Regions from separate parts of the Homo sapiens genome. Here all the other regions are linked to region 1. Evidence: chromatin contacts called from ENCODE Hi-C or POLR2A ChIA-PET data. All regions are on one chromosome and are shown on one strand. Each heading gives the region's core, a stretch centred on a gene start or an enhancer-like site at or near the end of the contact. The rest is flanking DNA. Distances are from core to core; before and after follow the strand shown.

Region 1 (6,250 bases), core at 1,485-3,984:
CTACGAGGAATAAGGCCAGGTAGGAATATTCTGTAGGATGCAGTAAGAAATAGTTGCTAGTTGTTAATCTAACAAAATGTGCCAATGAAAGAAAACAGTCTGCTCAACAACACATTTTGGAAGCCTTAGGGTTATCTATTTAACTGTCTTTCTGGAAGTACATTCTAAGAGACCTAAACCAAACAAAGCACAGACAGTAACTATAAAAAACAAAACTCAGCTATGGCTGAACTATGGTTTATTTATCTCTAGATGTTTAGGTTCATGGTAATATAGACCCAAATCTCAGAGCTTATCTGGCATTTTCTATTTATCTAAGCCAGAGTAAATGTTTGTGTAATATCTGCCAGCTTGAAAGAATATGCCTGTCACTCACTACATTAAACATGACTACACACAACTTAATTTCCTGAGTTAGACACCTAAGAGAGTAAGGGGATTTATTTTTTAACAGCAAGAGTAAACCAGTATCAAAAGCTACTGTTTTTAAGCCACCAAAGGAGAGTAAAATCCTTCCCTTGAGCGGTCTGAGATGAGATTTCTTTATACTACAAGGAAGAAACCTTGAAAATTTTCTTCAAACAAGTATTTTTCCTATTCTAAGGGACAGAGATCAAACCAGTTTAGAAAAATGTTAGACCTTTCCCAGGGACTTCAGCTTTGGAATAAACAAAATAATCCACTTAATGGCCCCAAATATCAAGTAGGGGGAAGGGCAACCTTAAAAAGCACCCATAATTTTTATTACAGACTTAAAATTCTTACCGCCAGAAGTTTTGGGGAAAAATCGTCCTACTCATTGCCCTTTCACCCCAAGTAACAGGAAACACTACAGTTATTTTTAAAGGAAAGCCCCCGCTGTAGTGGCAGACATAAGGTCCAATGACTGTTGACGAAGTCTATATATCTATAGTAACGATGTGCTGCGCCTTCCCTGTGAGATCATCCAGCTGACGGCGCTGAGGGCTCGGGATGCTGGAACATCAGTTACCGAATGGTCACCCCAGAACAGGGAGTACTGCCCTAAGTTCCTCAAACGCTGCGATTCATACCGGGACTTCAATCCCCCTCCACACCCCCACCCCCGCCAGCTCCCTGACATTTCGCCTTTTAACAAGTTCAGGATTTAAACAATCACCTGACAGCAATGGTCCCAAGAGTGGATGGAGCACAAATTTTTCAAACCCAATTCTCGTGCACACTTCCAAGTCCTTTATGACCTTTCATTTCAATCCAAGAATTACACATGACAGAAGAAGCTTCAAGCCCTCCTAAATTACCCAAGGAAGGAGGCTACTGTATCAGTTTCTGCAGACCAGGGACAAACACCGCCGCTGTCAAGACGGGAAATAAAAGTTTCCCTACCTTCCTCCTCACCATGCCCCTGCCAGCGGCTGCCGGCGCGAGCGGCGGCTCCCTCCCGGCTGCAGAACGCCTCTCGTTGCCGGAGAAGGGGCTCAGCAAAATTGACTCTTCCTTATTTGTTTCCATCCATAATTGATGGGGAGATGAGAACGTAACACATCTCAGCACCGAGCTCTTGTCGCCTGGCGGAGACCCTGTCCAAGACGCTTCCGTAAAGCATTTCCAGTCGGGGAACAAAGCACGGAAAGTTGCTGGGTAGAGCGGCCGGGAGGAGACACCGGGAGCCGGGTGGGCGGTGGGGTGGCCGGTGGGCTGCTCCGGGCCCGGGAGTCCGCCCGCAGCGCGCTCTGCCAGTAAGGGGAGAGGGACGGTGGGAAGCGGCCGCCCTCCGGGCCTGGGCCGGGGATGGGGATGGCCAAGTCACCCGAGCTCCCGCCCCTCGCCGGCAGGCACTACCCGGGGGCCGTGCAATCCGGGCGCTCACTGACAGGTATCCTACGCCCGCGAGGGGCTGCTCCGGCCTCAACTGCGGCGCTGCGCCCCTTCTCCAGGACGCAGGCTAATGCTCGCCCGCCCGCTCCTAGCCGGGCGCAGAGCTGCCAGACCCCGGGCGTCCCAGCGTCCGCTCTGGGGCCAACGGGCGGGAGGGGGCGGCTAAGCCCGCAGGCGGCTCCTTCGGCCTTGGCTCAGCTCTCCCCGGCTGGCTCCTGGAGACGCTGTGCCCGGCAGAGAAGCAACCCCTGCTAACCCCAGCTATGTGCGGGGGACGCCGAGCTGGCTCTGCCTGGCAAGAAACTTTTACTTGATGCCCCCTCCGCTTTTTTTCCAAGGGGGTGCACAGTGGAGGAGGGCCTCCAAGTCCACTTGCCCCTCCCCCTAAGCCGCCAGCTTTGCCAGTTTTGACGCGTCCGCCAAACCTCTCTAGCCCTTTGCGCGTCCCTTGCACGGCAGGCAGAGAGAGCAGCTTGGAAAATAAATCAACTGTCCAGTGGCAACACACACACACACACACACACACACACACACACACACACACACACAGCGATTCGGGATCTCAGGTTCCGACCCCCACCGCGCGCACACACACACACACACACACACACACAGCGATTCGGGATCTCAGGTTCCGACCCCCACCGGGCGCCACAAGAGCATTAGCAAATTGTTGAAAACGGTCTTACCTCATTGGGGGGAGGCTGGTAAGAAAAAAGAAAAAGAAAAAAAAAAGCTTGCCACGCGCAAGGAAGAAAGAAAATAAAGAAAAATATTGTAAAAATAGATATCCCTCTGTCTCCTTAGGTCTTGGCTTCCTTGATAGAATCCTGAAACTCGCCACCACCCCTTGCAGCAGCAGCAGCAGCAGCGGGACAGAGCAGGAGCAAAACAAACCGATGCACGGCAAATGGTGTAATTCGATCCATCTCCAAGTCAATCCATCAGGCGAGCCGGAGCCTGGCTCCCTCCACGCACTCGGCAGCTCCCGGCGCGGGTCCCACCCCCGGGCACGGACGGCAGGAGGCGCGGCCGGCCGGGCGCGCTCGCCCTCGCGGGTGAACCGTGGCCAGCGCCGCCTGGAGGCCCCCACCCTGGCGCCGCGGCCCTGCTGACCCCTCGGTGGCCTCCGCGTCCCTCCTCTCCGGCGCTCTGCTGCGCACCCTCCCTCTCCCCACCTCTGAGTAGCTGCTCCTTCTAGCAACTCCCAGTGCCTCAGTCATCCAGCTCGCAGTGGGTGCTGCAGCCTGCGAAGCAACCTTTTCGATTCCCTCCCTCTTTCCCTCTCGCTCACTTCTTTCAGAGCTTTCCTCCAGAACCCAGAGGACAAATCACTGCAGCCCAGGAGAGCTGCGGGCGCAGTTGTTCCGTGAAGTTCTGCCTTAGTTTTCCAGTGTAAGATTTATTTTTTAAGCACATCTTTACAAACCCGCCCCCACATTACCCCCCCGCCCCCCATTTCTCTTTATAACCACTAAGCAAAACAGCTGGGAAGAAAGCAATCAAACATTGCTTTATCTTTATAAAATACAGAAATTGCCTACTAAAAATCCCATTTCTACTTTGAATGAAAGCCATTCTGTACAGTATAATTTTGCAGGCTAATGACCCGGTTTTACAGGCAAGTGTTTCATGTAATATGTTGTGGGAGAAATGAAAATGTCCTTGAAGTGACATCATTTAAAATTGACTGTCACAAATGAAAGGAAAAAAAAAGTCACATATTCCAAAACAAGAGGATTTTAATTCAAACTTCATTTCCAAGAACGGGCTGTGTTTTATTAATTTCCAGTTGAATTATGGATCACTGAGGGCTCTAAATGGCTAGAATGAACCATGATGCCCCTGTTTAAAGAAAAAGAAGAGAGCTTTTTCCGCCAAACTTAATTTTCATTTGAGTATGGTTAATTACCGTGAAAGAGAGAAGAGAGGGGCGCAGAAAGGACTTCCTTTCCTCAATGGTTCCTGCTTTCTCCCAAACACAGTTACATGTTTACATTTAGGAAAAATACCCTGGTCCTCGTTGTTTCTGAAACTTCCAAGGACAGCCTTGAAAAGGAACTCAAAAAAGACACCCCAAGCAACTGCTGCAGGACTCATCCGGAGAACTATTTCCTCCCTAGTTAACACTGTGTAACCCAAGGAAAGAAGGGGAGAGAAGGATGAGGAGTCTTTTAAAATATAGACTCTTTCCTGCTGTTCTTCCAATTAGAAGAAAAGAGTAGGGGGCGGAAAGAACAGCTTTGGCAACACAGCTCTGTGATTTTTTTCCTGTTGTTATTAGGTCTTTTGTTGGCCGGCTAGTTGGTGTTTTCTGGTTGTGCTGGGCTCTGACATCATTGCAAGTTACTTGGCAGTCAGGGCCCTTCCCCAGCCAACTTCTGACCCAGAAAGCTGTGCCTGTTTCCTGGCGTCCAGTTATTCTGTATTTTCTCCATCAAGGGAGCAAGCCCCCGTTGCAGGCAGAGGATACTGTGCATTGCATAAAGATTGCAAGGGGGTGGCCATTGGCTTGATGAGGAGTCAAATCGCCACCCACCTGGAGACAGAAAGCTCTTGAGTTGTCCTGCATCTGCAGTAGCAGCAAAGAGGGAAAAAAAATTAAATTCTGGAGATTCCTAAATTCCTTGCTAAAATTCCACAATCGTCAGCTTTCCAGAGTGCCACCTGAAGAGTGCAATTTGCCCTAGACTGAGTTCCTAAATCCAGGAAAAAATAAACTTTTAGATTGCAGAAGGATATGCTGGTAGGTCGTTTCAAGCCATGGATTAGCCGTGTTTTCAGTCTACATTATCAGTGAAGACTTCGGAGTCGATCCCTATATTTGGCTTGCTGGGGATGAGAGGTAGGAAGTAGGCTCTTCACTGTGGCATGGTACGAATGGTATCCTTTACCTTTTGGTCAAGACCAAAATATTACTTTTAAGCATTTATCATTTCCCTGGTTCCAAGAATCTTGATAGGAAAACAACGCTCCTTTTATTTGGATTTTAGTGGAAAGAAGTCTAAGGAAAACTGCTAACTCTTTATGCAGCTACCATTGTTGTGGTTTATTAGCATTTGGTCTCATCAGTTGATTTTACACACTTTTAACCTTTTAACTTTGCTACTTCTCCAGTCTAACTCCCCCCTCTCCCTACCTTATGCTTTAGATGCTAGCATTACCCAGAAACTTGCGGTTCACCACTGTGCCACACTGTTTCATGGTGTCTCTGCTTTCTGGGTACTCCATCCCCATATTGGTATGTAGTTTAATTTCTGCTTTTCCTGACTTCTAGCCAACAATTTGTTTAAATGTCAAAACTTGCCTCATCCCACTAGCCCCTACCATGGGCATAAGTGCTTTTCTTCTGTGCTCCCCTAACCAGTTCACTTACGTAATTAAGTAAATTGAAGGCAAATTACCGATTTAGCATGTCTTCCCCACTCGACACTCCTTAACAGCAGCAATCTCTATTTACCTAGACAGTCCCAGTGCCCACCACAGTGCCTGGCATTTAATGGACGCCCAATAAATACTTGTTAAACAGATCTAACAATGGAACCTACGACTTTCTCACACTCCCTTATGTGCTAAACCAGAGAATACAGTCAGCTCTAGATTGGATCCTTCTCCATTTATTCATCCTGCGTCCCCAGGACTCAGCAAAGTACTGGCATGAGAATGTTTGTTAAATGAGTAAAAGAAGGAAGGTATGGATGAATGGAGATAATTGAGTGTTTTCACCAGAAGAAATTGTAAAGGGCTCAATGCTTTACATGGTTAGTGATTATGCTTAAACATTATCTACATACATTTCCCATCAGTGGAAAGTAGTCATTTTGTTTACAGTCCAGTTTGAAGCATAACGGTCATCTGAAAATTACAGAAAATCTGTGTGTGTAATTGTTAATAAAAGTTCATCAGTCATCAGAAAGTACAACTTCTTAACTGTTATTAAACAAAACATCAGTACTTAATATGCACCCAAACTCTGTTCTAAGCATTTTACAAATATTAACTTGCAACAATGCTACAAGGTAAGTACTATTATTATTATTATCATTTTTATAGATGAGAAAACTGAAGCTTAGAGAGTTTAAGTGAATTGCCTAATGTCACAGAGTAGTAAGCAAGTAGGAGTTGAATTCTACCCCTTACTTAGTTGTAATAGTAGTTAATAATAGTGAGGTCATAGTTAATAGCAATAGATGATAATGAAGTCTTTGGAATATTAGTCTGGATTGAAACCCAGGCTCCTCCTCTCACTAGACTTGTGACTTGGGATAATTTATTTAGCCACACATGCTTCAGTCTTCTCATCTGGAAAACAGGGATGATGATAATAATATTCAAATTGATTTTATAAAAACAGAATGTGGTAATGCATGTAAAGTGTTTAGCATCTGACCTG
Region 2 (6,250 bases), core at 1,501-4,000, 240 kb before region 1:
ACATGTGGAAGTATATGGGATATGAATCTTCAAAGGGAGAGGAGCTGGGAGATGCTGCTGAGGTTCTAGGAGAAGAGTGCACAGGATATATGGCCCAGAATCACTCCAAGACATGGATGATAAAGAAACTGTGGTGAGAAGGAAAGTCGGGGCAGGGAGTGGAGGAATGTCTGGGCAGGCAGGAGGCAAGCAAGTGGGAGCCTGCCTTATTCAATAAGGTGAAAGTGCTGTGCATACGGAGTGCCTGTGTCTATTCAGACAAACACATGGATGCTATTATGTTGTCCTGCTGTGAATGACAGTCATTCTCACTGTCTCCTTCAGCCCATGAAATAGCTCCCTTGATCATATTAAATTGTACCTGGCTCCCCCTGAGCTTCAGGAAATGGGAGTTGCCATGTGATACTAGCATTAGGTTTGCAGATCCATCCCAATATTTTTCTCTTACCTCAATTTCCTGGCTCAGGAGCGAATCTTGGTTTACTGACTTATAATTCAAGGATGAATGAATGAAAAAGAATCCCTTTTCATGCGGAGTGGGTTTGAGGTGTAGACAAAGGCTGTCTGTCATTTTTTGGTGATCTTGTGTTTGTTCACTTCTGCTAGAAACATACGCCCTAAGTAATAATAACAACAGGATAATACCTTACATTTACAGAGGGCTTTGTACTTTACCAAGTGCTTTCACATGCATTATCTCATATAATCCTTGTATACCATTGATGTGAATTCTGGCGTGAATTTATACAATCCCATCACTACCATTGGTAAGAAGTTAATTATCGACTCATAATAATTGTAGAGTCCTTCCTGTGTGATCTTCACAGACACTCTTCGGAAGCCCAATGGAAGTTGCATTCTTACACAACAGGAAAATAAAACTTTCCGGGAATGGAGACATGTTTCTTTAGCCTATAATTTGAACACAACACTGACTGGGTTGGGCTTTGTGGGAAGATGCAATGAGAGATTAGACAGAGTCTCTGCTCTCAAGGAACTTAAGATTTGGCTAGAGAGACAAAACGTGGAAACAAAAAAGATGACTTGGTTAGAGGAACTTACAGGGCAAATGTTTGTGGGAGGTACAAGTTGGAAGGGAGGTGGATGCGGTGGAGTGTTCGCTGAACACTTCATTAAGAAGGTGGGGCTGAAAGGCCCTCATTTTATGGGAGGGGAAGTGGGAAGCTGCCCGCAGGGGGCACACTGCTCACCTTTCCACAGTGGAATTTGTTAAGCTTTGGTTTGCTTGTTGGAAAAAGTCAATGGCTTGCTGCCAGCAGGCACAGGTGTGCCTGAGCATTCACAAATGGCATTTCTTTGTGGAGCTTTGGAAGATCATCTTTTTGCAGAGCCTAGATATGTCCTAGAGAAGGTGGAATATTAGTTGTAGGCAGTGACTTGTTGCACTGGAAACAGCAACAATTTTCAGACAGATAAGTAGAACTTGCTTAGGGGTCAGCAATATTAAAAAAAGAAATAGGGTACTCCAGCCTAATTAGCAACTTTTGATTTAGAGTGAGTCTCTATTTGTGAATTGGATGTGGCCCAAATTGTGGTCCATGGACTGGCAGCATCAGCATTAGCTGGGAGCTTACAGAATTGAAGAATCTCTGACCTCACTGAATTTAAATCTACATTTTAATGATATCACCAGTAGGCACATTAAAGATAATCAGTTACTGGGAACTCAGAGCATGTCTTTGAGTTCCTACAGGGTCAAAAAATGTTATTTAACCCATGATGGTTCTAGTCATTGCATGGTAAACATAAACATTAATTTATAAAATTATTCCTATGCACAAATATATTCTTAGGTACAACTTACAGCCCTAAGAATAGCCACTCTCCCTCTCACCACCCTCAACATGGCCACAGGGCATGGCAACCCAGTCTTTTGCCCTTTGGGTTAGTTTATGGGGAAGGTCTCATGAATCCTGCTGAGCTGGGAATGAACATCAGGTACGGTGAGGAAAAAGCATGGGCTTTGTAGACAGATGTGGCTCCAGATTGAACTCACTTCTCAGACAATATATCCTTCTTTATAAAACAAAGCTATAAAAATAGAGATGTTACCTACCCTATAGGTTTTTGAAGTTTTAAAAATATATATTATTAATTACATCTAGAAAAGTGACTGACATATTGAGACTATTCTCCAAAAGCAAAAGCAATATTAATTTCTACCCCTATTCCCCACAAGTAGCTTGCTGTCTAGCTTAAGTCAACCATTCACCTCTTTGAGACTCAGCTTTCACTTCTGTCTAATGAGAATCAGGGACTGGATGATCCCTAAGATCCTTCCTGGGGTGTACAAGGAGAGCACACATGGGGATGGCTGCTGCCTCACTCTGCTCATCTTTGTCTCACCCTTGTGCTTCTTGGGCCACCCTTCACAGCCTCTGCCACCTGTCTCTGAAACGGAGGCTGGCAGCCTAGAGGAATTCTAGTATTTTCCTTGAAGGACCTATTTCTGCCAGGCAAGTTGATAGCCTGGGTGAATTGCATAGTGGTTAGAAGTACTAACACAACCAGGATGCCTGATCTGAGAAGATGGCTCCACTGGGCATCCTTGGCTGCCAATGTGGAAACCCAGATGAGCTCCACCCCTCTCCTGAGACATTTGAATCCTACTGAGAGACTCTGTAGGGATCCCAGGGCTTATGCTGCACAAATGGTGCCCAGCAACAAGTTTCTCTTCATACCGCAACTGAAACGAAACCTCTTAGTCATGGGGGCCCAGTTTTACGGAGGAAGTCGTGGTAACTTGCAAATTATCGAATTATGAGGTTTTTGAAAAACTGTTAACCCCAGTTCCCCTTGGCAAAGATGGTTAGGCAATTTTGTTTTTGGCTGGGGCTTCTGTAAACAAGACAGGATGGATGCTCGCTTTGTGGTTGGGAACTGCTAGAGGGCGCACTGCCAAGGTGGTTTCTCTGAGTCTTGTTTTTCCTGCTGACATAAAGGTTTCACCTGAGCCCCTGTATTTTTCTGGTCCTTTCTGAGACACAAAAGTAAAACAAAAACAAAGCCCAAAGAAATCAAAAACCAACTGTTAGTTTCTAGGAGGTTTGGGTTTGGAGGGAAAACAAGACTTGCCCGGTTCTTTGCTTGAACATGTTTGCTTCTCTGAGACTGGTCTCTTTCAGCTCTGCTCTGCTCTGTTGTTGCTCTTTTCTGTCATAGATGCCTTGCCATTTGGCCAGTTCTATCCTTCTACAATTTCTTCTTTTCTTCTCTTGAACCATGTTCTCGTTCTTATCACCATTTCATTGAGGGAGCCATTACTGTCTTCCTACCTACAGTGACAAAGTAGAACACGTCTCTAGTAGGATGGTAGGATGTTTCTCCAGTGCCAGAAAGGCCACTATTGATTGACCTTTCCACCTACACCTAAAAGAAGATTTGATTTCAACTTCCTTTTGCTGCTCTGAATTTTGAAGGAACAATGAATCAATATGTCAATAAATATTTATCAAGCACTTACTCTCCTCTGCCTTACTGTAGGAGTGGAAGAGCAGTGCTTCTTAAGTGTGAACACAGGGTAACTAAGAGCAGGAAAGCCTGGACCTGCGCTCCAGGAAGAGCTTGGCATGGGCTTGGGGAGGAGGGGGTTGTGGAAGGGTGGGGGTTGTTGGTGAAGCCTGAAAGTCCCACTCCAAGATTCAAGAAACTTCAAGAAATTTCATTCAAGTTTTATCTTAGAAAATAACATAAGGCTTCCATTTTGCTCTTGAAAATATGTTTTCATGTGTAAATAATGTGTAGATTATTTACCATGGAATAAAACCAATGCTCCTGGAAGATATTTGCTAGATGCTTCTCATCTTCCCAACAGGCAGTGGAGACTCCAGCAGTGTGCTGGCTCCAGTGTGGGAGTATGACCCCAGGAAACAGAGTGTGGTGATCACGTGGATGTTCAGAGGCAGATCCAATGTAGAATATTCTGCCCCACTATTCTCTCGCATGGACCTGTGCTTGCAGACCCATATGAGCCAAATTTTAATTCAGAAAATAAGATTCTTGTTGGTTTAAAATAATTATATTTGTTCTGCCTTTACAGAGTTACTAATGTGGAGAAAGAAGATTATCATGTGTGGAACGAAGGACAATATGAACATTAAATAATGCCCTGACTCATTCCAAAAAGAATCTGAGATGACCAATAAAGCCATTTTTAATTGTTTATTAGTGAACAATAGATTATGAGTGCTAAAGGGATTCAGGAAGAAGAAAGATCAGTGCAGAGTAGAGAAGTCTGATGGATGCATTGAAGAAGCTATGCTTGAGCTGAAATGACAAGAGAGCTGTTTTTCGCTTTCAGAATTATTATGTGGCAATGGTAATTGACAACAGAGAAGCTGAAGGTATGAGGACAAGGGTGTCTTATCTTTCCCCAGAAGTCTTGCTTGGCCCATGGGAGAATACAGGCCTGCACCTTGGACTTGGAGTCAGTAGATTCCTTCCTGTGATTTTTTACAAGCTCAAACATCCCCTGACTGAGTCATTCACCAGAGAAAGAGGCTTTTCAAATGATTTGTGCATTAGCTATAGTCTGCCTTATTCAACCCCATTTTAGTGTCACAAAAGCTTCTTCTTCCTACATTGTTAGAGCCTTTTTGACTTTTCTGAAACGACATCTGCTCACCTCTTGGGTAACACCCTGCAGGGCTCAGTCGAGCTCAGTCACCCTTCACTTTTTTTTTTTTTTTTTTGAGCCAGTTTTGTAAGGTGCTGAGGGAGGTTTGTATTAGTCCTTGTTGCCCCTAGAAGAAATAACAGCTATAATTTTGGCCCCGAAGAAAAGGAACAGGTATGACTATTCTCTCTCTTTCTCTCAAACCACAATCTACTCTAGGGAGGAAGTCACTTTATGGGAGCAGAGTCACTCTCAAGTAATAGCTGGCCATACAGATTGCTCTGGACCAAGGGTGAATGTGAAGAAGAAAAGACCGGCCAGCAACACAATGGAATATCTAGAGTCATATTGAGGGAAATACTTAGATTGCTGATTTCTTAGTGGATTTCACAAGCAGAGCTGCTTGTGAGCAGAATGGTGAAGTAGGGGCATGTGTTTCTGGGGTCTTATTCCATGGCTTCCTTCCACCTACAAGAGTCATCCTCACGGAGTACTTGCATTTCAGTAGAAGAAAAAAATCTTATAGATGGAAGGGAAGGATGGGGTTCCTGCTTTAGGAAGATTGGCATGGTCATAAGTCTGAGCAAGGAAGGGCCCAGGGCAGCTCAGAGCTCTGAGCAGGAAGCTCTAATTAGTTACTGAATATGGTGCAAGCACAAAGAGAGCGTAGTGTTTTCCCTTTCCATCTGTGGAAGTCTTGGCCATGCTTACTTGGGCGTTCCTTCCAGGAAACATTTATTTTTCCTCTTTAATGCCCTCCTCATATCTATGCTCTCAGTAGAGGATGCCACTGCTTCTGGCACCTGGATAATAGAATGAAGCTGATTGGGATGGAAACAGAAAAGTCATCTCTCAGAACAATGAGCAGAGACTGAAACTCCCTTGTACCCAGTCCCTGTGCACTGCTGTTCATAGCCAAATGGGCAAGGCCTTGCCAAATGTCATGTTGAGGTGAGGCCCTAAGTGATAGAAAAATAAAAAATGACTATGGCCACTTGCATGTTCAGAGAATTCAGTTTAGAAAATGCTATGCTGGGAGGATCTCTCTTAATATCTTGTTTGCATCAGAATGTTCAAGTTGCAATATATGTTTTTGTTTTGTGTATTTATTTATTTTCCTCTACTCTATTCTGTTAAGTCTTTTAGGGCAAAGGTAGGGTAGTCTATACTCCCTGCGTTATCCATAATGCCTAGCACTGTGTCTTGTACATAAAAGGTCATAATAAATACCTGTTGGCTAGATAGATGAATGGATAGAGTGCCTCATTTAGAAGCATTATACTTCTATGGAAAAAAATTTTTAAATGTATTTTTTTCTATGAGATAACACAGTTCCTGAATAGGTCATGGGCAGGTGCTATTCAAGTTTGCGAAGGAAAGGTTTTCCTAGAGTTAGGGTAATTTTTTCCTCAAATAAGAAAAACCTACAGTAAATAATTACTCTCCATATTATCTTTAGGTTTCTTGCCAGTATTAACATCTTTTTTATTGTAAGTGATGATATTGTCTGTGAGAACATTACAGTAGGTTAGTATCCTGGGTTAAGCTAAGTGTTGTTGAAAATAATCCTGGACATCCAAACAGGAAGAGAGGAAGTCAAACTATTCCTGTTTG
Region 3 (6,250 bases), core at 1,650-4,149, 200 kb after region 1:
AGTATTTCCCCTGAAGTCCTAAGAGTAATAGATGACAGTTCATTTCCCATTCATTGTACAGCTAAAGAACTAAAAACACTACTGTCCGAGGTATTACTTTTCCTAGAAGTGCAGCTAGAAGCTACAAAACAAGAGAGTAGCACTGACTCCTGAAAATCATGTTTCTCTAGAAAGCAGCTCTCTGCACTCAAGGAAATTGTTTCAGTTCAGCACATCTGTCAATAAGTGTTAACTCTTATTGGGCATTTAAAGTTTACATTTTTAAATTAATTCTTCTTTTTACAAAAAAATGAATTATTCAAAACAGCTACTTTTGAGTGTGGACTCCTCGACACCCTGGGGACACCAGGCTCTGGATTAGCTCTAGGAGAATATTTTGGCACTTGGTAATTATGAGCAAATCTTATGACTCATCAATACGCATCACTTTGATGATGTCCTCTTCCAAGTAATTTCTTCTAAGAAGTGAGGCACCTCACTCAGCTGCAGCTGAGGGCACACTACTATGATACATATTAATTCAGTGTCCCCATCAAGGACACTGAAGGGGCTTTTCTGTCCCTTAGTTGCCTGTCCATAGGGCAACAATGGGGAGGAGCTCTGGAGCTCTGAGCAATTAGTATTCAAGGCTTCATCCTATATCCTGGAAAGGTACAACAAATTGATCAGATAATAAATTAGGCTTTTGTTAAATCCACTCAGTTTGACAGTAATGGTTAAATTCAAAACTAGATCATCAATAGCATTGAAAAGTAAGTTGACTAGTCACTTTGATGTGCCATGGGCTGCCATGATCTTTTGGGAGCAAATAGACAGAATTCACCATTTCATTCCAAAAGATTCTTTTGTAATTGCATTTAAGTTACTTTAAGGCCTGGCTACTTATTTGGTGAAACTGTACAAAAGTATCTGGCGGTTCAGCATACTAATGAGATAAGTTTACATTGAGGTAGCTAGGTGCCAAAATAAGTCACCATGGCTATAAAATTAATCCGGCACTCCAGAAACCAGGATGTGCAGAGTCATTATAAACAACAATGTTGCTCCCATAACAAAAGCCATCCATTCCACATGGCTCAATGGGGACGACTGTGCAAGTAGAATCCTATAAGAGATTATAAGTCTAAGGCTTAGTTCTGCAGCCAACCATAATTTGAAGTGTGGCTCTCTGGTTTCCAAAAGTAACTACCTCTGTCATCCTTTTCAGACCCACCCAAATTATAGCTTTGGCTGTGAAAAAGCATTGGGAGAATGACTGCATAGTGAGAAAAGGGTATTTTTTGAAAGGTAATTGCCCTATTTGTTGGTTCTGCTCCACATCTGGCCCACAGAGTCAAAATATATTAAAATGTCGTAAGGCAGCCTCATTGAAAAGTTGAACCATGCAGAGCTCATGCCTTTTACTAGCTGGAGACATATGCTCCAAATGCCAGATCATATTTTAAGAAGATGCTAACATTGTTCCTCAAATATTCTCCAAGGGGAAAGGAAATGCTCTCCACAAACTCTGCCTTTGCTGAAGGCTGCCTCCAGGAGAGGGTCCTTCCTACTTCTTTCAGAACTTTGTACTTCCTCTGGGAGGGAAAAAAAATCCTACTGTTTCAGAAGGCTTGCTACAAAAGTTTATATCCACTCTTCTCAAAGCATCAGGTGACAGAATATCTCTATTGCATTCATCAATTTATTCAAGTATTTGTTGAGAGCCTACTATGTGTCAAAGGTGATTTTAGGCACTTCACATATAACACTGAATGTCCTGGTGGAGTTGACTTTCATGGAAGGGGGCAGTGGGAAACAGATGATAAAAACAGGCATAATAACTAAAATATATAATACATCAGTAGGTGATAAAAGCTAAGGAAAAAAGTAACAGAAGACAGATATGGAGATTAGGTACGTGGAGCAAGAGGTAGTTAACAAGCGGAATTGGGTACTCTGGCTTATTAATAGGCCTCTTTGAGAAGGTGATATTTGAACAAAGGCTTGAAGGAGGTGAGGGAGTTAGTGATATTGATGGTTGGAGGATGGTCATTTAGGCAGAAGGAACAGCCAATGAAAAAGCCGTAAGTCAAGAGCATGCCAATCATATTTGAGAAAGTTTGGGAGGCCAATGTGAACGCTGCCAGGCGAATGCAAGGGAAAGAATGGGGGTAGGAAATGAGATCAAATAATAATAGGTACACAGATCATGTGGGGCTTACAGAACAGTGACCTTCAACTTTCAAGTATATATAAATTAACTGAGATCATGTGAAAAGGAAGAGTCATATCCACTTGGTCTGAGGCTGAGCTTCTGTATCTCTAATCTAGTGCCTCTGGTGCTGCTGCTCCATGGAACATATTTTGAGCAGGAGGATTTCTGACCATTGTAAAGGACTTTTACTCTGAACGCAGTGAGGATCCACTGAAAGCTTTTTCAAGTGTTGAGAATAGACTGTGGCCAGGGAAGATAAATTGGTAGACCAGTGAGGAGACTACTGTAATAAAGGCAAGAAAGCAGGAGGACTTGGGTCAAGAAAGTATTAGTAGAAGCAGTTAGACTATGGACATGTTTTCAAGATATAGCTTTCATAGTTTTCTGATGAGTCAGAAGTTGTGTGTCATAGAAGGAGAAGAATCAAAATTATGCTAAAGTATTTGACTAAAGCCGCTGAAAAAAGGAGTGGTAATCAACTGAAATGGGGAATGCTGCAAGTGAGACATGGTTTGGGAGGTAGGTTAGGAGTTTTCATTTGTCCATAATACCTCTGGTGATGTTAAGGAGGCAAAATTTGGAACTTGGAAGAGAGAGCTGAACTGGAGATATGAATGTGGGAGTGGTTGACATAAGATATTTGAAACCATGAAACTGGATGAGATCACCCAGGGAGTGAATGCACATAGAAAAGAATAGACCAATCGTGGCCCTGTGGCACTCCAACTGGTTCATTTCCTGGTGTTCTAAGAGAGTCTCTTGCCCCCAGGAAAAAACATAGAGGAAGACTTGAAAGGGAATTCTTTCTCAAATTTTGCTGGAAGCAGTTCCTCTGGACTGAGTGTTTGGGTTCTCCTCCAAGTCTCCCATACCACATCTCACTCATGCAAGTAATGAGACCACACTGTCCGTTTAGCAATGACTTGTGAACCAATGCAGAGTGGGTGTAAAGGTACAGTTTTCCACCCTCTAGAATCTCAGTTTCTATGGCGGAGCTGCATCCCTCTTCAAGGATTATCCTGCGAATGGTCAACGACTTGGAGTCCCTATATGATTTGTTGAAACAGGTCCAGCGCAAACATCCATTTGAGGTGGCAGAACAAACATTTATTAATGCATTCAACAATCTGCATTACAATGTGTAAGTACTTGCCTAAACAATTTAAAAGTTATAGAGAAGAATCACCTATGAATCTCACCCATATGACTGGTTCGGTATCCTGAACTGCTGAGCTTCGCTTGATATGCTTCAAGAAAAACAAACCACAGACACACGCACATTATCGTCATCATCTATTGCCCTTGGGAATCTATCTTGGATCAACTTCTCAAACCTGCTCATTCCATCTGGCCAAGCTTCTGTTGCAGATTTATCCCTTTGGTACCCTTCTTTTCTGTAACTGCTACCCTGTTAATAGGAGTTTAGATTGCTTTCGACTGGTCTGTTTTCCTGGAATACATGGCTCCATTCTACCCATGCCTAAGGCCAGCTGCAGTTCCCAAGACCAAGGAAGGGCAAAGCTGTTGGCTCCCTGCTTATTTAGGACTAGAGATGGTTAGGTATTCTCCTCAAGGAAAATGTAGTGGAATAGAGATTAGTACTGTAAGATTGCATGACAAATCAGCCAGAGTATATATATGTGAATATACATTTTGATGTATACATAGAAGTGGGCTACTAGTAGCATAAATATTAATATTATAATATAATTTATAGATACATGATACATATGTATCACAGATACAAATCAATCTGCCTGTGTTCCCTCTCAGATGATGGGGGCCACTTTTTTTTCAAGGGAGAAGACTGTTATTCCCCAATATCCACCCAAAGGTTAAATGTGTGCCCCATAATTTCCCCATTTCCATTAATAGTTCACTCTGGGTCTTTCATCCATGAATTTACCTATACCTTTTCAGAAGCTATTGAAATTTGAGAACGTGCCACCTCCTGGGGGTAATGACAGTGTTTTATGCATCACTGGGAAGTGACAGTGCAAAAGGTATCTGTTAAGGCCTGCCTTGGTTTGTGCTCTCATGGCCACCTCTCCCCACTGCATGGAACACATTTCTCCCATCTATAGACTAATCCCTGCCCCAGGATCTAGGACCAATCCTGTCTTTAATCACAAGGACTTAAAGAGATGTGCTTCAACACTTAGTTGACTCAGAGGCAAATCACCATAGTCACCAATTCTGTCAGACTGTATGATCCAGTTCTACAAGTGAGCTTCTGTCTTGTTTCTGAGATCAGCTTCCCACTTTGTGCCCCAGTGGTGGCTTCACAGTCTTTGTCTTGGTCCTTTGTATCCAGGTCCCCAATTTGGTAACCTGTCCAGGATTCTAGGCCTTTTAAGAATAGTCTCAGCCATTCTTCCTCATACCTAAAGCATCTGCCTGCAAAATGGGAATCCTTTCCCCAAACCCTGAATTGCCATTGTCTCCTGATGCTGCCTGTCTACATGTCTGTCTGCATGATGATGCTACATTTCTGTGCTCTGCCCACCTGTCAGGACTACACAGATATTGGGCATCTGACCCTTTACACTCATTGCCTCCTGGATCCTCCTGTTGTTGATGGTTTAACTGTGTGGATATTGCGCATGATGCATGGTCATTTTCTCTATCATGATCACACATGCAGGAGAAATAAAGAATATTAATCTGAGCCACTGCTTACTGCTCTGCAGATCACAACTGCTCAATTGAAGAGGGTGCCATATGCAATGTGGGAAAGGTGCAGCAAATCACAACATAAATAGCACCCTCTAGAGTTGTGCTGTGCAAAACCTGATGCTAACCACTGCTTGATAACCTAACAGCACATCTAAAGCACTGCGCTTGTAGCTAGTGAAGTGGTTGTCAGCTTATGTATTGGTATCAGCATTTACGTGTGCGGATGTTGACTAAAAGTTCAATAAACTTTAATTACAACCTAAAATCAGGGTCAGATTCAAAGGAAAAAAGTGAGGCAATATGCCTAACCTCAAACACTTGGTATTTAAATAATGTAACAGTCATTAAGACTAAAACTTTTTCTCACCGAGGTCAGGCAAGCTGCTTTCCCAGGAGAGGTGGCAAAATCCTAAACGATGCAGTGCACATTTCAGACTGCAATGGCTCACACAGCACATGTGTGGCCTGAGGGGTGCCAAAAGCCCTTCTTGCTTTCAATGATCTCCTCCTCCCATCTGCCAGAGATCCTAGACTCCTCACCATTAAAGTCAAATTTTAGGATTAATTGGAATCCTACTCAGCTCCCTTGATTTCCTCTCTACCCCTCCAAAAAAACTGTTATCTTGGAAACCTATTAGGTATTCATTTTAACACAAATCACCATTATTGTCTTAATGAGTCACATGTAAGTTTCTGAAGGGATATATTACAGGCCAACTCTATGGAGGAGGGAAGGGAGAGACAATAGTGTCAAGATATAGGAGCAACCTAACACATGTGGCAGGAGGGGGGTAGTGAAAACTGATCTGAGAAGCAGGAGATGTGGGATCCAATAGAGGTTATACTGCTGGCCAACTGTCCAATCCCGGTCAAGTCATGCTACATCTCTAGGTGTCTGCCCTTTCAACTGTAAAGATGAAGGAATTAGGTTAGATGATTTGTGAGCACTTGCCACTGTTAAAATTGCAAACTATAAATCTGGAAAGTTGAAGCTTTTTCTGCATGAAGTGCCAAGGTGGTGATCTTCAAACAGAACAAGGACACAGATTAAACTGATGCTGAAGGAATTCCCAACAAGTATGAGGAATTGCCCCAAACCAACTCCACCTCCTTCACAATTCTCCCCAAAGCTGCTCTGAAAAAAGATGAACACTTAATTGCAAAGCAGGAGCTCCAACAACAGCATGTGTAATTGAAAAGGTGGTTTCATGGGCACCACTGAAAACTGAAGGAAATTTGAAGCTTTACATGTTGGCATTCATTCAGAAGGTGGCACTTGTGAATACCTATTATACACCCAGATTTTCATCTCATAAATTAGGTTATAATGTACTTGGTTAATTCTAGCAAGGTATTAATATCACATTAATCTAAGTCATA
Region 4 (6,250 bases), core at 1,328-3,827, 130 kb after region 1:
AAGCTCTGCCTCTGTCATCACATGGCATTCTCTCTGTGTGTCTCCTTCCTCTTACAAGGATGCCAGTCATATGGTATTTACAGCCCATCATACTCCATTATGACTTCATATTAGATAATTATATCTACAGAGACCCTGTTTCTTTTTTTGTGTATTAATTTGCTTATTTTTATTTATTTATTTATTATACTTTAAGTTCTAGGGTATATGTGCACAAAGTGCAGGTTTGACACATAGGTATACATGTGCCATGTTGGTTTGCTGCACTCATCAACTCATCATTTACGTTAGATATTTCTCCTAATGCTATCCTTCCCCCAGCCCCCCACCCCCTGACAGGCCCTGGTGTGTGATGTTCCCCGCCCTGTGTCTAAGTGTTCTCATTGCTCAATTCCCACCTATGAGTGAAAACATGCGGTGTTTGGTTTTCTGTCCTTGTGATAGTTTTCTGAGAATGACGGTTTCCAGCTTCATCCATGTCCCTGCAAAGGACATGAACTCATTCTTTTTTATGGCTGCATAGTATTCCATGGTGTATCTGTGCCACATTTTCTTAATCCAGTCTATCATTGATGGACATTTGGGTTGGTTCCAAGTCTTTGCTATTGTGAATAGTGCCGCAATAAACATACGTGTGCATATGTACAGAGACCCTATTTCTAAATAAGGCCAAATTCTGAGGCAATGGGGGTTAGGACTTCAACATATCTTTTGGAGGAAAACAATTCAGCCCAATACAGACCCCAATCTAGAACCATCTAACTGAACCCAATCAACCCAAAAACTCTGAAAGATAATAATAAATGGAGGTTTTAAGCCACTAAGTTTTATGTTGGATTGTCCCATAGCTATAGATAACCAAAATGCCTTTCTTTACTCAAATCTACTCAACCTACTACAATTTGGCTTCTGCCAACACACTCTACTGATGCTGCTCTTGTAAGGCCACCAGTGACTGTCCTGGTGTTCAATCCAGTGGATGAGTTGCTGTTCTCGAGGGATCCCTTAGCCAATACCTCTACTTCTGTGCCTCCCTAAAGTCCATTGAAATGACCAAGGAAATATGTATGCAAGAATAAATTCACTAAATCCCTATAAAGCAAAGAAGGTGGACATGAGCAGACTAGAAACTTGGAGTGTTTTTTAAAGATGGAAAGTGGGTAGGATTGGATTGAAAGAGGAAGAGAAACATGGCCAAGGAGCCCATGGCTCAGCAGGCCAAGGAGAGGACCACTGGGAGGGCAAACACTTGCTTTGTCAGCAGGATCCAGGGGAGAACTCACACTCAGAGTCAGCAGGGGCTGGAGCAGGAACAGGAAGGCCTGCCAGAGTTGGAGCCAGACTGTTTCTGCCCCATCTCCCTTACCATGCAAAGCATGGTGGAGACATGCCCCCTTACCTACATTTGTTAGAAAAAATAGCACCTCATAGGGGAAGAAACATGAAAGTATTTCCCATCCATGTACCCTTTCTTGCCACCAGAATGGAGGTGGTGTGGTGGGAGTGGTGCCCTCTGCTGTCTAGCCATGCACACACCCTGAAGGAAGCCTGCCGGGAGGGGACCCTCATGTGACTCAGCCGGCATATCCACTCATGGTTTAACTACTCACAGCGGAGGGCTGCTCAGAACATGAAACACCTTTCATTCAGTGTTTCTCAACCTCAGTACTATTGACATTTGGTGCCGGATAATCCTTTGTTGGGGGTCTGTTCTGTGCACCGTACGATGTTTAGCAACATCCTTAGCTTCTACCCATTAGATGCCATTAGTATGCAGCCTCCCCATTGTGACAGTTGTGGCAACCAAAAACATCTCCAGATTGCCAAGTGTCCCCTTGGCAGACAAACTGCCCTGATCGAGAACCACTGCTTTTCATTTGTGACTGACAAACCCTCTCTTCGGCTCTTTGCTTATTACTAAGGGACTATAAAACTCAGTCCTCTAGGAAATACTAGTCATGTCTAAGTGTAACTGCCTTCTAAACCCCTACTCCCACTCTCTAAATTCTTCCAGGGACTTTACTTTTTCCTTCACAGACGGAGCCACAATGGAGACTCACACTTTAAGACAACATCCAGATGGCTGGTCTTCAAACTGCAATTGCAAATGCCTGCAAGGGAGGCTCTCTGTAGTCTCAAATTCGTGATTTGTGGTTTCAGATGTGTGCAGTTCTTATGCTAACTCAAAACTTTTCTCCAAGTAATGACTCTTTTTTTACGGAGTCTGAGGAGCATGGCTTACAAAAGAGGAAAGGCAGGAGCGGGCAGCTCCTGTGGCTCTGTCTGTGAAGGAGGGGGCAGCTGAAAGGCTAATACCAGGGATTTGACTCTGCTGAAGTCAGTTTAATCTACTCTCTAAAAGATAGGGGCAGAACAGGCTACAATTCTGTCCCCTAGACAAATGGCCTTGCTGGAGTTTCACTGAAGTTAATTACCCCTCTGAAAAGGCAATGTCTCTGCAGAGGAAGGATAGTGGGGCAGGAAATCTTGGAGAGTGAGAGGACAGACATGACTGGGGTCATGGCTGGAGTCCTTTGTGGGATCCTCTGGGCTGGCCAACTCTCATTAGAGGGACTAGGAGTGTGTATGGGATAGGGCGTGGGAGGGAGCCAGTGAGAAAAGGCCCTTTCTGCTCAGTCTTTCTATGAGTGTCAGGGGAATTTCTTCATTAGTTAGGCATCCAGTTATCTTTCCTCTGTGTTTTCCTGTAGAAGTAGCTGCACTCACGCAACTTCCCAGCCACTCTTTTCAGAGAGATGGCAACTGTCTGAGTAAATCAATGTTGCCATCTCAACTCTCATTTAGCTACAACAGTGAGCTCACCTGACAATGCAAATGGAGAAAGGGGAGGAGATTCAGGCTTTCTAGTATTTACTGAAATCCGAAATGTCAAAGTGACATCTCAATTAAAAAAAAAAAAGAAAGAAAAAGTAAAAAATGTTTTTATTGCTCCAGCAATCAGCAATCTCTGGCCCCACCACCTGTTTTTATAAATAAAGTTTTACTGGAACACCGCTATATTCATATGGTCTATGGCTGCTTACAAACACAGGGTAGATTAGCTGTGATAAAGAATGTATGGCCCTCAAAGCCTAAGATATTGACTAGCTTGTCCTTTAGAGAAAACATGTGCCAGCCCTGGCTTCGGATCACTGAAGGCAGAATTTATTTTGCACCATATATAGTGGACTTGTTTTTCTTATTTGTGCTATAACTAACCCTAAACAACTGTAAGGGTTTCAACATAAGACTCACAGTTGTAGAAGATATGTATAGATTTAGGGCTTCTTTATTTTCCAATGAATCATGCTCTTCAGAGAGGTCTGAAATGCTGTGGGACCAGAGACTAGTTTGGACCCTCCAGTCAGCAGAAATGTAAGATGGAGCCAGGGCACACAAGACAAGGGACTGTCTGAATGGAAGAAGTGTAGAGGAGGTGATGGGACCACTTTGAAACCCAGGACAGAGCCGTGACGGGTGGGGTGAGGTAGGGCAGAGGGGGCCTTGCAGGGCCCTCCTGCACTCCCAGCCAGCCTGCCTCCTTCAGCTTTGCTCCTCCCATGTGCTGGGAAAGCTCCTCCAGCCCCAGAAAGAGGCTTCCTCCAGCAGGTTGGGCCCATCAACGAATGCTGAAGCTCCTTCTTCCCGTCTGCTGCTCCTATACTACAATAACTCTTCTCTCTCTTTCCTCAAACCCAGACTCCCTGGAGACTTCAGCCTCTAGCCTACCCTTTGGCAGCCTTCCCAGCCCACTGGAAACACCCTGGGGAGAAGAGAGCTGAAGACAAACACAGACAGGTCTTGTAAAAAAAAAAAAAAAAAAACCTGTCAAATTTCATTTTGAAAATCTTATCCTACATTTAAATACAGTTCTAGCAAAAAATAAGTAGGGAAACAGAATTTTCTTTACAGACTGATGGCTGCCGGGTGGGGTGGGGGGTGGAACTTGTGAATACGTTCTACAGGATTTTTCTTCGAAGACAATTCATTTAATTCCACAAATCACTGTTACTATGAGCCAGCTGTTGGGGTATGGGGGGCGCTTTACTCATAGAACTCCATTGTAAAATGCTGTTGGTTTCCGAAAGTAAAATCTTCTGTATATAATGATAGGATATGAGACCATTTGGATAATATAACCACCTTTTATTTGTATTTGTGTAACAAAGCACTATGAAAGAGAGGACCATATTTGGTCTTCCTAGCCAATCTGAGAAGTAGATAAAAAGTTATAGCTTTGTAAAAATAAGTTAATTAAGGCTCACTGAAGTTAGCTGCCTTGCCCAACCAAGACTGCCCTACAGTACAAAAACGACATGAAGCAAGACCATGATTTCTGAGTTCTTGGCATTTTCCCTGGCATCCTTGATGTATCTTCTAAATTAAAGTGCTGGCTCTCATCTTCTAATAGGCCCCTATCACTTCTTGTAAGAAGTCCCTGAATTCCGTTGCCTGCTAAGCACTGTTTGTACACTAAATAAGGGATACATCATGAAAATACATCTAAGAGGCCATAATAAACAGCATATAATGGAACTCATTTAAAAGGCACCTTTTTGTCATTTTTATGTGTAATAAATATTAAAAGTAAGTGTCTCTTATTATTTAATTGTAGAAAGACTTGCTCATTTTAAAAGGCTGAGAAACAGCAAATTAACAGGTTTATTGAAGTGAGTATTACAGAATTTGAAGGAACCACAGTGGTCTCAGGTAGGAATGTAATCTTGAACAAATGGTCCCCCATAGTCTCATCCCTCCTTTAAAAAGCCAGTTAATCATAACAACTCTTTGGAGACAGGCTGTGTGTCTGTGCCTGGTGGTTAGGGCTGCAGGCTGGTGCCAGACAAATCTGAGCAAGTTTCTAAACTTTTCTCAACTCGAGCTTTGGCATATATAAAATAGTACTTGCTTATGGGGGTTGCTGTAGGAATTGAATAGGATAATACATTTTAAAAAATTACTTAGCCCAGTGCATAGCACATAGTAAATGATGGATCAATTTTTGTTATTGTTATCAATAGTATTATTGACATAAATAATATGTGTTTGGCCTCGCACCTAGATCAGTTAGTACTCTCCTAATTTCTGTGAAAAGACGCTGCTTGGTTGAGCTATTGGAGGCTTGCAGAAACTTGTTGTAGAAAAGGTGGCCTGTCTTTCTCTTATTTCTTGCTACACAGTGTCCTTGCCTCTATTAAGGTAGCAACAAGCCCCAGGCAATATTACCTTTTCAAGAAGAGGATAGGCTCCCATATTGGGGCTGTCAGAGAGAATTTGGGACATGAGAGCCGTTTAAATAAATCAGACCTGACAAATCCGATTTACAGATTAAAATAATGTTGTGGTATTTACCAACAGTATATATAGCAAGTTAAGACACCACCAACAGGCAGACATTGATTGCCTATTTTAATCAACTGGTATAATTTAGGTACCACTAGAAGCAAAATGCTTAGGAAAGGTAAATCTGATCATATATAATTTCCATTTTGATGCACTTAAACGTCAAGTAAGACCTTTGTGCAGGGTTTGTTACAAGGTGACACATCTGCTGTATTATGTGAGGTCACATCAGGTTTCATTTGGATGTTGGGAGAAGATCTGACTTGACATAAACAGATGCCAAACAAAGCATTAAAGCAATTTCACCAGTGCTTTTGTATTAAGATAGGCAGAAAGACGATGGACACCTGCTGCCTTCATACATTCCCTAAATCTCCGATGCCTGTGGGGCCTTATCAATATCACTTCCTCAATATCCCCACCTTTTCTGAGTAGAATCAAGAATCACAGCCTTGAAAGAAACTTCAAGAAGTCACTTGGTCTAGAAACCCTGGAGCAAGGTGATTGCTTAAGAGAAGCATGGTCTGGTTTTCAAAACTTATTTGTTGAATGAATACATGCATGAATGAAAAAATTCTCTTCACCTTCCATCCCCAGAAGGCTGCTTTGCCCTGGGGGTATGAGAGGAAATGGAAAGTCTAGAGAGGCCCCAGAGGTTTAAAGCCTCATCCAATCATTCATTTATTATTTGTACCCTGCCTACTTCTAAAACAGATTTAAGGCAGTTTCCAACAAAAGATACCAAAAATAAAGAGCCTTATCCTCAATCATCCCTTGCAGGGTTTTATTATCACTTTCATGATCATCAAACACAAGTATTAAATGGCTATTTGCATGAGATGCTATGCCAGGGGCTGAATAAATCAGGCAGAGCCAGGCTCTGACCTCCGCAAATTTCCATCCATTC
Region 5 (6,250 bases), core at 1,158-3,657, 130 kb before region 1:
GGCTCAAGCAATCTTCCCACCTCAGCCTCCTGAGTAGTTAGGACTACAGGCCCTCGCCACCACACCCAGCTAAGCAGCTTGTTTCTAAAATGAAATTATAATTAAACAATTGTATATGAAATTACACAATATTCACAAATAGACCAATTTTCTATACTGCATAACGCAGTCAACCTGGTAAATACTGACTTACTCTACCAACGTCTCATATTGTTAAATCTGTGCATTTTACTTCCTGTTTGTTGCTAGGAATGGCTTTGTGAGGTCTAAGCCTGTTTGATGCTAAGCTCTTGCCTTCCTAATTCTGAGAAGACAGAACTTAGTCCAGCTAGACAAATAGGAAATCTCCTGCTTTTAACCTGGGAGACAAAATATTAACTTTTTTTGAAAATAGAAGAATACAAAGAAGTTGATAATATGAAGAAGAGTGAATTTTGCAGTCATAAGCAGTCCATATTTTTATTTGCTTTTTTAAAGGACTAAGGGTCAAAGTTGTTTCTAGAAATCTGCAAATTTTCTTTTATCTTTTTTTTTTTTTGAGACAGAGTCTTGCTCTGTCGCCCAGGCTGGAGTGCAGTGGCGCAATCTCAGCTCACTGCAAGCTTCACCTCCTGTGTTCACGCCATTCTCCTGCCTCAGACTCCCGAGTGGCTGGGACTATAGGCACCTGCCACCACACCCGGCTAATTTTTTGTATTTTTTAGTAGAGACGGGGTTTCCCTATGTTAGCCAGGATGGTCTTGATCTCCTGACCTCGTGATCCACCTGCCTTGGCCTCCCAAAGTGCTGGGATTACAGGCGTGAGCCACTGCGCCCGGCCAAATTTTCTATATTTTTTGTGATTATTTTCAGTGTGCAAGTGTTTCCTGTAATTGTGTAGAGTCTGTTATTAACTCTATCAACTCAGATACATTCTCCATGTGTTCCTCAATCCTTATGCCCTGACTTCTGCCCCATATACACACACTGCCCCCCCCACTCACACAGGTGTGTCCTCCCGTGTGCACACACACTCATATATACAAAAATATGCAGCAATAGGAGTCTACTCTGTTAATTCAGAAAATTTGCTCTCTCTGTTCTCAGGTGAGGTAACAGAATGCCTTTGGTTCTTTTTATATCTTCCTAGGTTCTTTGTATCATATCAGTTACCAGAGTCCTCTAAGAGTAAGTTCAAAACCTTTAGCTCTATGCCCACAGAGTAGTTTACAGCCATGGAAGAATTTATCCTTGTCTTATTTAGAAAGGATTTCTCTCAGAAGAAAATAGAGGGCTCTTTCTTTAACTTTATTGTTTAATACACTCACTCATGCATGCAAGCATTGATTCATCCAGTAAATGTTATTTCTGCATACCTACTTTATGCCAGCCTATGAGAGTAAACTCCATTCTATATCCTTACTTAGCTCACAAAGAAGCAAGGGACACATTCATCAAACACTAACTTCATGACAACATGACAAATTAGGTAGTGGACAAGAGTGCTCAGTGTCAGGGGTGGGCATGCTGAGGAGGGAGTGACGAGCTCTGCCTGCCTACCAGAAGAGATGGTATTTGAACCAGGCCTTCAGGAATGCTGTGCACTTCTAGAACTTGGCAGAGGGTGAGGGGCTGCAGCCTAGGAGAGGGAACAAAGCAGGAAAGCACACAGCATGTGTGGGGAGCGACAGGTGGTATGAAGTGACGGTAGTTGAACTCAAGGTTGCAAAAGCCAAGAGTAGGCAGGTTGTGAGGAGCATAAGGGCTGGGTCTGTCCTGGGGATTTGCCTACTTCTTTCTTGACCTTCAGAATATTTTTAAATTCTAAGTATAAATACGGAGATTAGAAAGTCTTCTGCAATGTTGGATTGGAAAATATGAGAAACAATCAGGATACATTTTGGTGGTGGTGGCCAAAATAATGACGACCTCCTCCTCCTCCTCCTCCTTCTCCTCTTCCTCCTCCTCTTCCTCCTCCTCCTCTTCTTCCTCTTCTTCCTCCTCCTCCTTCTCTTTCCTCCTCTTCTTCTTCCCCTACTCCTTCTTCTTCTCCCCTTACTCCTTCTTCTCCTCCTCAATTATCTTCCTCCTCCTTGTCCTCCTTCTCCTGTTATAAAATAGTAGGAATGCATGATTTTGCTATAATTTTGCAAACAATAGTGCATAGAATGCCTGGACATGGGGAAATTTGGGTGCCACTCTGTACTAGTTTTCTATTCAGAAACAAGATGCAGTTATCTCATACACATAAAATGTTAATGAGCTGAGGCTCTGTGCCCACTGTGAACTACCCATGGCCTGGATCTGCTGTGGAGAACTCTGGAGATTGCTGGGTAGAATGTCAGAATTCAAGTGACCTCAAAGCCCTATTGTGACCAAATGGCTCTTGGTATGAATAGGGATGTTCACACTCAGGCCTGTGACCACAGAAAAAGTAGCCAGCCCACCATCCCTAGATGATTTTGCAGTCTTTGCACACCAGTGTGGCCATAGGCTTGTTTTCTCCTGGACTGAGCCTGCAGATCCTATGAGCAAGTAGGAAAATCTAATGTGAAAATATATGCCTTGCATAGGTTGTAATATCCAAAAAGTTACCACAGTGGAAAATGACTAATTAACCTTGTTGATCCTGGAGAGCCAGTACTTCGATCCTATGAGCCAAGACCATGTTAGTTTGCCAGGCAGGTTAGGCTAATCAGAGTTGGCCAGGATATTTTGTGCATACAGACACAGCCTGGATACCCACAATAAATAGTTTCTTGGCCTGATTTTCAATAAGCACTCCTTGTACATAGGGTTACTTCTGAACTTCCATTGTTGACCTAAGCAGCCTACTACTCTAACCTCTAAAGGACCAGTGCAGCAGGCATCCAGCCTTGCAAGCTCGCAGTCATAAACATTTTTCTGAGCTCACATAAGCCCATCCCAGAAACACCTTCATGCATTTCATAAAAGGACATAAAGGATCAATGAGTTGAATTTTGGCAAACCTAAGCTTCTTATACTTTAACTATTTTCTCTAAACTCTGTCTCAGCTTTCTTCGTTCATCTATGACAATTCTTCATCTATCATCAGATTTCTCATTATTGATCCCCACTCCACCCCTGCCACTCAAACAAGTTGGTTACTTTCTCTGTATTTGCTCAGTCAATTTCTTTTTTCTCACCTAAATTTGTCTCCCTCTAGCTCTTGTGGCTCTGGCTTATTTTTTATATTCTCCATAACTCTTTCCCCAGTAACCTCTAGAAAACACAAATATCTTCCCTTTTTTAATTTGCATCTTAGTAAATATTTATTGAATGTATATTTTATGTCATTATTATGTGCTGTGAAGAATATAAGGGCAAGTTAGGATATTTATCCTCAAAGAGCTTACGGTTTAAAGAAAAAACTAGTTAGATAGACAAGTATACCCCGAGGAAAAGGTGACTAACAGTGACTAGAGGGATGAGACCACAAAAGAAATTGCATTTGAACAGAGCTTTAGTGAATGTGAATTATCTTTGATTTCTGATTGTGTTTAGCACTTGCTGTATCTTGTACTACGGCATGTAATTACACCTAATGTGACCGTCCTTTAAAACATACAATTTATTTCATGCCCAATTTTGTCAACTGTGGGTGGGATTGGTCTCCCTGGAAGAGAGTAAACTCCTTTAGTGCAAGCCATGTCATCTTTTTTTCTTGTATTCCTCAGGCATATGTCCTGTGCTCCACTAGTCCTAGCTGGATCGTGGACATATTACCATCATTACAAATATCAATAGTTTGTGATTACTTCAAACAATCTGAAGTTGAAGGACCCCAGATATCCTTCAAAACAGGGTATGTTGTTCAGAATTATAATAGTCAATGTGATGCATTTCAAAATACTGCTGTCCTTCTTAAAGCTACTGTACCACTAGAGTCTGCCTAATGCCTCCAAAGGATCCTTTATAGAGGCCTCATTAGAAACATTGAGATCTTGGAACCTAAATTTAGAACTAAAGTAATCTGATGTTAGTGGCCACATATCAACCTCTTCTAGAGCACAGTTAACTCTGCCATATGGTCTAGCGTAATCAAAGGGGAGGAGCCTTCACACCAAGCCGATAGAGCCCACATGGGAAATGTTGGCCTTTCATTTCTCTCTTTCCCCATGAACTTGGTATTTCAGTAATACTTGTACTGTTACCTGGTGGAGGTTCATGGCCTCAGGAAACTTTGGCTCTTGACTGATGATTTTCCCCAGGAGTTTTTACAGCCAATCTTCTTCCTTGTTGGAATTGCTGGGAAGTAGGGATTACCATTTGTGAGCAACCCAAAACATGAGGCAGTGACTTCACATTTGGGGTGTCAGAGTTACCCATTAGTTTCCTGCTGGAAGCAGTATTCTTCTCAGGTGATTCCATTCCTCTGTCACCTCCCTCAAACTGTAGAAGTCAGCAAAGCCAGAATGTTGGTTTATCAGACATCAACATATGCTTATTCCTCCTGCCTCTCCCCCTTACCCAAGAAGACAGAATCGAGGGCTAGCCACTTGAATGTCTCTATGTGGCATTGCTTTCAAGATTTCAGCTATCACTGTCATGCAGCAATACCTTTTGGATCAGGAAAGCCTCACTGTCTAAGGACCTGATTTTCTGGACTGCTAGCTTGTGTTCAAGGATGTTAGTTTCCCAAGCATGGCACTTAGCAGTTTTAGGAAACGCTGATACCACTGTAGCAATTTTCCCCAATTTGTTCCTGACAAAGAAGTCTCTTCAAAATTGAGTTGGCTTCTTTTCTTTTATTCAAAAATGCTGGTAAACACAATTAGCCTCATTAACCTCAGTTTCTGTTTCATAACCGAAAATTAGCCTACAATCACTGGTTTGCTGGAAAGCACAGTTGTAATTAGTCTTTAACTGACTGATATGAAAAATCTGTCTCTTCTTTAATTTCTCTGACATCTCAGTGAATATGAAAACATGTCTGAACTCTCCCACATTGGCACTGGGGACACGAGTAAAAATAAATCAGGGATTTAAATCAAGGATCTCAAGCTGAGACATGAAAACCGATATTCTTGTACGTAGAAATTGGAGACAAGGGGGCATTTGTTGGGGAGGTGATAAGCAGAAGGTAGAAACCATGAAGTCTGTTCTCAACACCATTTCTAACATGTCCAAAGGAGGTTACTGGGACACTGACATCTACAGGCAAAGTTAAATGATTGTCTGTAAAAAAAACACTGGGAAAAAAGTACTTGCTCTCTTGGCACAGGTGAAAAATCACTATCTCAGCCCTTGAAATCAATTTTGTTGACCCGCTTTAGCAACAATGACTTTTTTTGTGAGCAAGATAAGAAAGTCACATTTCCTGAGCAATCTTGACACTTGCGTTGTTCTCAGGCTAGCACTTAAAGTTGGGACTTTTAGTTCTTGTGACCAGAAAAGCTGAGATCATGAGTTCAATCAAGAAACTCTATGGTCATCATTCTTCCAGTGGCTGGTACCCTGAGAGAAAATGTCCAGTGCAGGAAAGATGAGGATGTTCATTTCCTTTAGCTCAACTGATAATCTGCTAAGACAAAGGGAAAGCAATGTGAAGTAATTCAACTAGGTGTTTGGGTCTGAGTTTAACAGAGTGTGGCCTGGGGAGCCAGCCTGTGACTGGCATCCATATGGTGAAGTTCATAAATCTGGGTTAGTCACTGAGTAGTCTTAGTCCATTCAGGCTGCCATAATATGGGGAGCTTATAAACAACGTCTATTCATTTCTCACAGTAATGGAGGCTGGGAAGTCTAAGATCAAGGCAGATTTGGTGTCTAGGGAGGGCCTGCTTCTTGGTTCCTAGATGGCAGTCTTCTTGCTCAGTCCTTGCTCAAACGTGGTGGAAGGGGTGAGGGAGCTCTCTGGGATCCCTTTTATAAGAGCACTAACCCCAATCATGAGGGCCCTGCCTTCTTGCTCCAACCACCTTTACAAAGGCCCCACCTCCTACTACTGTCACCTTGGGCTTAGGATTTCAACCCGTGAATTTTGGGGAGATGCAAGCATTCAACCTATAGCACTGAGGTGGCTAATTAAGCATATACACCGAAGTGTGGCCCTTTCATACCGTTTGCTCTTAGAATGGCATAATAGATGAATATCTCAAGTATTAGAATCCTTAACACAGACATAATTCCTTTCTTTGCCACTTCACCCCCTCCCACACTGCTTTGTTCTAACTCTCACTAAAAGATTTTAATTTCCAAGTTGTTTCTCTACAGACTTGGATGGTGCCCCCTGGCATGCACCCCCTCA

What was found. A loop is a pair of places that touch in the nucleus more often than their neighbours do. ChIA-PET counts read pairs that join two places held with the same protein, here RNA polymerase II (POLR2A). Pooled maps may share reads with other maps.
Region 2: POLR2A ChIA-PET joins it to region 1 with 15 read pairs in Caco-2. The contact joins the enhancer-like site here to the promoter of SEMA6D in region 1. A Hi-C loop is called at or near these places in 3 of 168 maps with a recorded cell type or tissue (Caco-2, DLD1 and GM12878) and 3 of 50 pooled maps. POLR2A ChIA-PET finds 5 or more read pairs at or near these places in 3 of 52 experiments (AG04450, Caco-2 and MCF 10A).
Region 3: a loop to region 1 is called in a map of chondrocyte, with 2.1 times the contacts of the local background. The contact joins the enhancer-like site here to the promoter of SEMA6D in region 1. A Hi-C loop is called at or near these places in 24 of 168 maps with a recorded cell type or tissue (MCF 10A, PC-3, Right ventricle myocardium inferior and 10 more) and 12 of 50 pooled maps.
Region 4: a loop to region 1 is called in a map of heart left ventricle, with 2.0 times the contacts of the local background. The contact joins the enhancer-like site here to the promoter of SEMA6D in region 1. A Hi-C loop is called at or near these places in 3 of 168 maps with a recorded cell type or tissue (IMR-90 and heart left ventricle) and 1 of 50 pooled maps. POLR2A ChIA-PET finds 5 or more read pairs at or near these places in 2 of 52 experiments (A673 and activated naive CD4-positive, alpha-beta T cell).
Region 5: a map of dorsolateral prefrontal cortex shows a loop between it and region 1 (8-fold over the local background). The contact joins the promoter of LINC01491 here to the promoter of SEMA6D in region 1. A Hi-C loop is called at or near these places in 3 of 168 maps with a recorded cell type or tissue (dorsolateral prefrontal cortex and psoas muscle) and 6 of 50 pooled maps. POLR2A ChIA-PET finds 5 or more read pairs at or near these places in 2 of 52 experiments (AG04450 and MCF 10A).

Annotation. Positions count from the first base shown.
Region 1 is chr15:47,713,989-47,720,238 of GRCh38, reverse strand. It overlaps SEMA6D (semaphorin 6D), which reads right to left and starts at 2,734. Exons shown (of 19, transcript NM_001358351.3): 1 at 2,547-2,734. RefSeq lists a silencer at 2,613-2,907.
Region 2 is chr15:47,958,436-47,964,685 of GRCh38, reverse strand. All of the region lies in intron 1 of LOC124900354 (a long non-coding RNA gene), which reads right to left. LOC102724553 (a long non-coding RNA gene) reads left to right here. Exons shown (of 3, transcript XR_001751520.2): 3 at 4,061-5,630. Among named protein-coding and RNA genes, the nearest start is that of LINC01491, 120 kb to the right of the region's middle. RefSeq lists an enhancer at 2,675-2,734. Within about 2 kb of position 2,750, at least 2 of the 41 ENCODE cell types and tissues checked have a DNase peak (open chromatin) inside an H3K27ac peak, as active enhancers do; they include GM12878, where a contact is called at or near this core.
Region 3 is chr15:47,510,925-47,517,174 of GRCh38, reverse strand. It overlaps a transcript of SEMA6D not described here. Among named protein-coding and RNA genes, the nearest start is that of SEMA6D, 200 kb to the left of the region's middle. Within about 2 kb of position 2,899, at least 2 of the 41 ENCODE cell types and tissues checked have a DNase peak (open chromatin) inside an H3K27ac peak, as active enhancers do; they include PC-3 and endothelial cell of umbilical vein, where a contact is called at or near this core.
Region 4 is chr15:47,584,463-47,590,712 of GRCh38, reverse strand. It overlaps a transcript of SEMA6D not described here. Among named protein-coding and RNA genes, the nearest start is that of SEMA6D, 130 kb to the left of the region's middle. Within about 2 kb of position 2,577, at least 3 of the 41 ENCODE cell types and tissues checked have a DNase peak (open chromatin) inside an H3K27ac peak, as active enhancers do; they include A673, where a contact is called at or near this core.
Region 5 is chr15:47,842,393-47,848,642 of GRCh38, reverse strand. LINC01491 (long intergenic non-protein coding RNA 1491) reads left to right here and starts at 2,407. Exons shown (of 5, transcript NR_120336.1): 1 at 2,407-2,514; 2 at 3,678-3,805.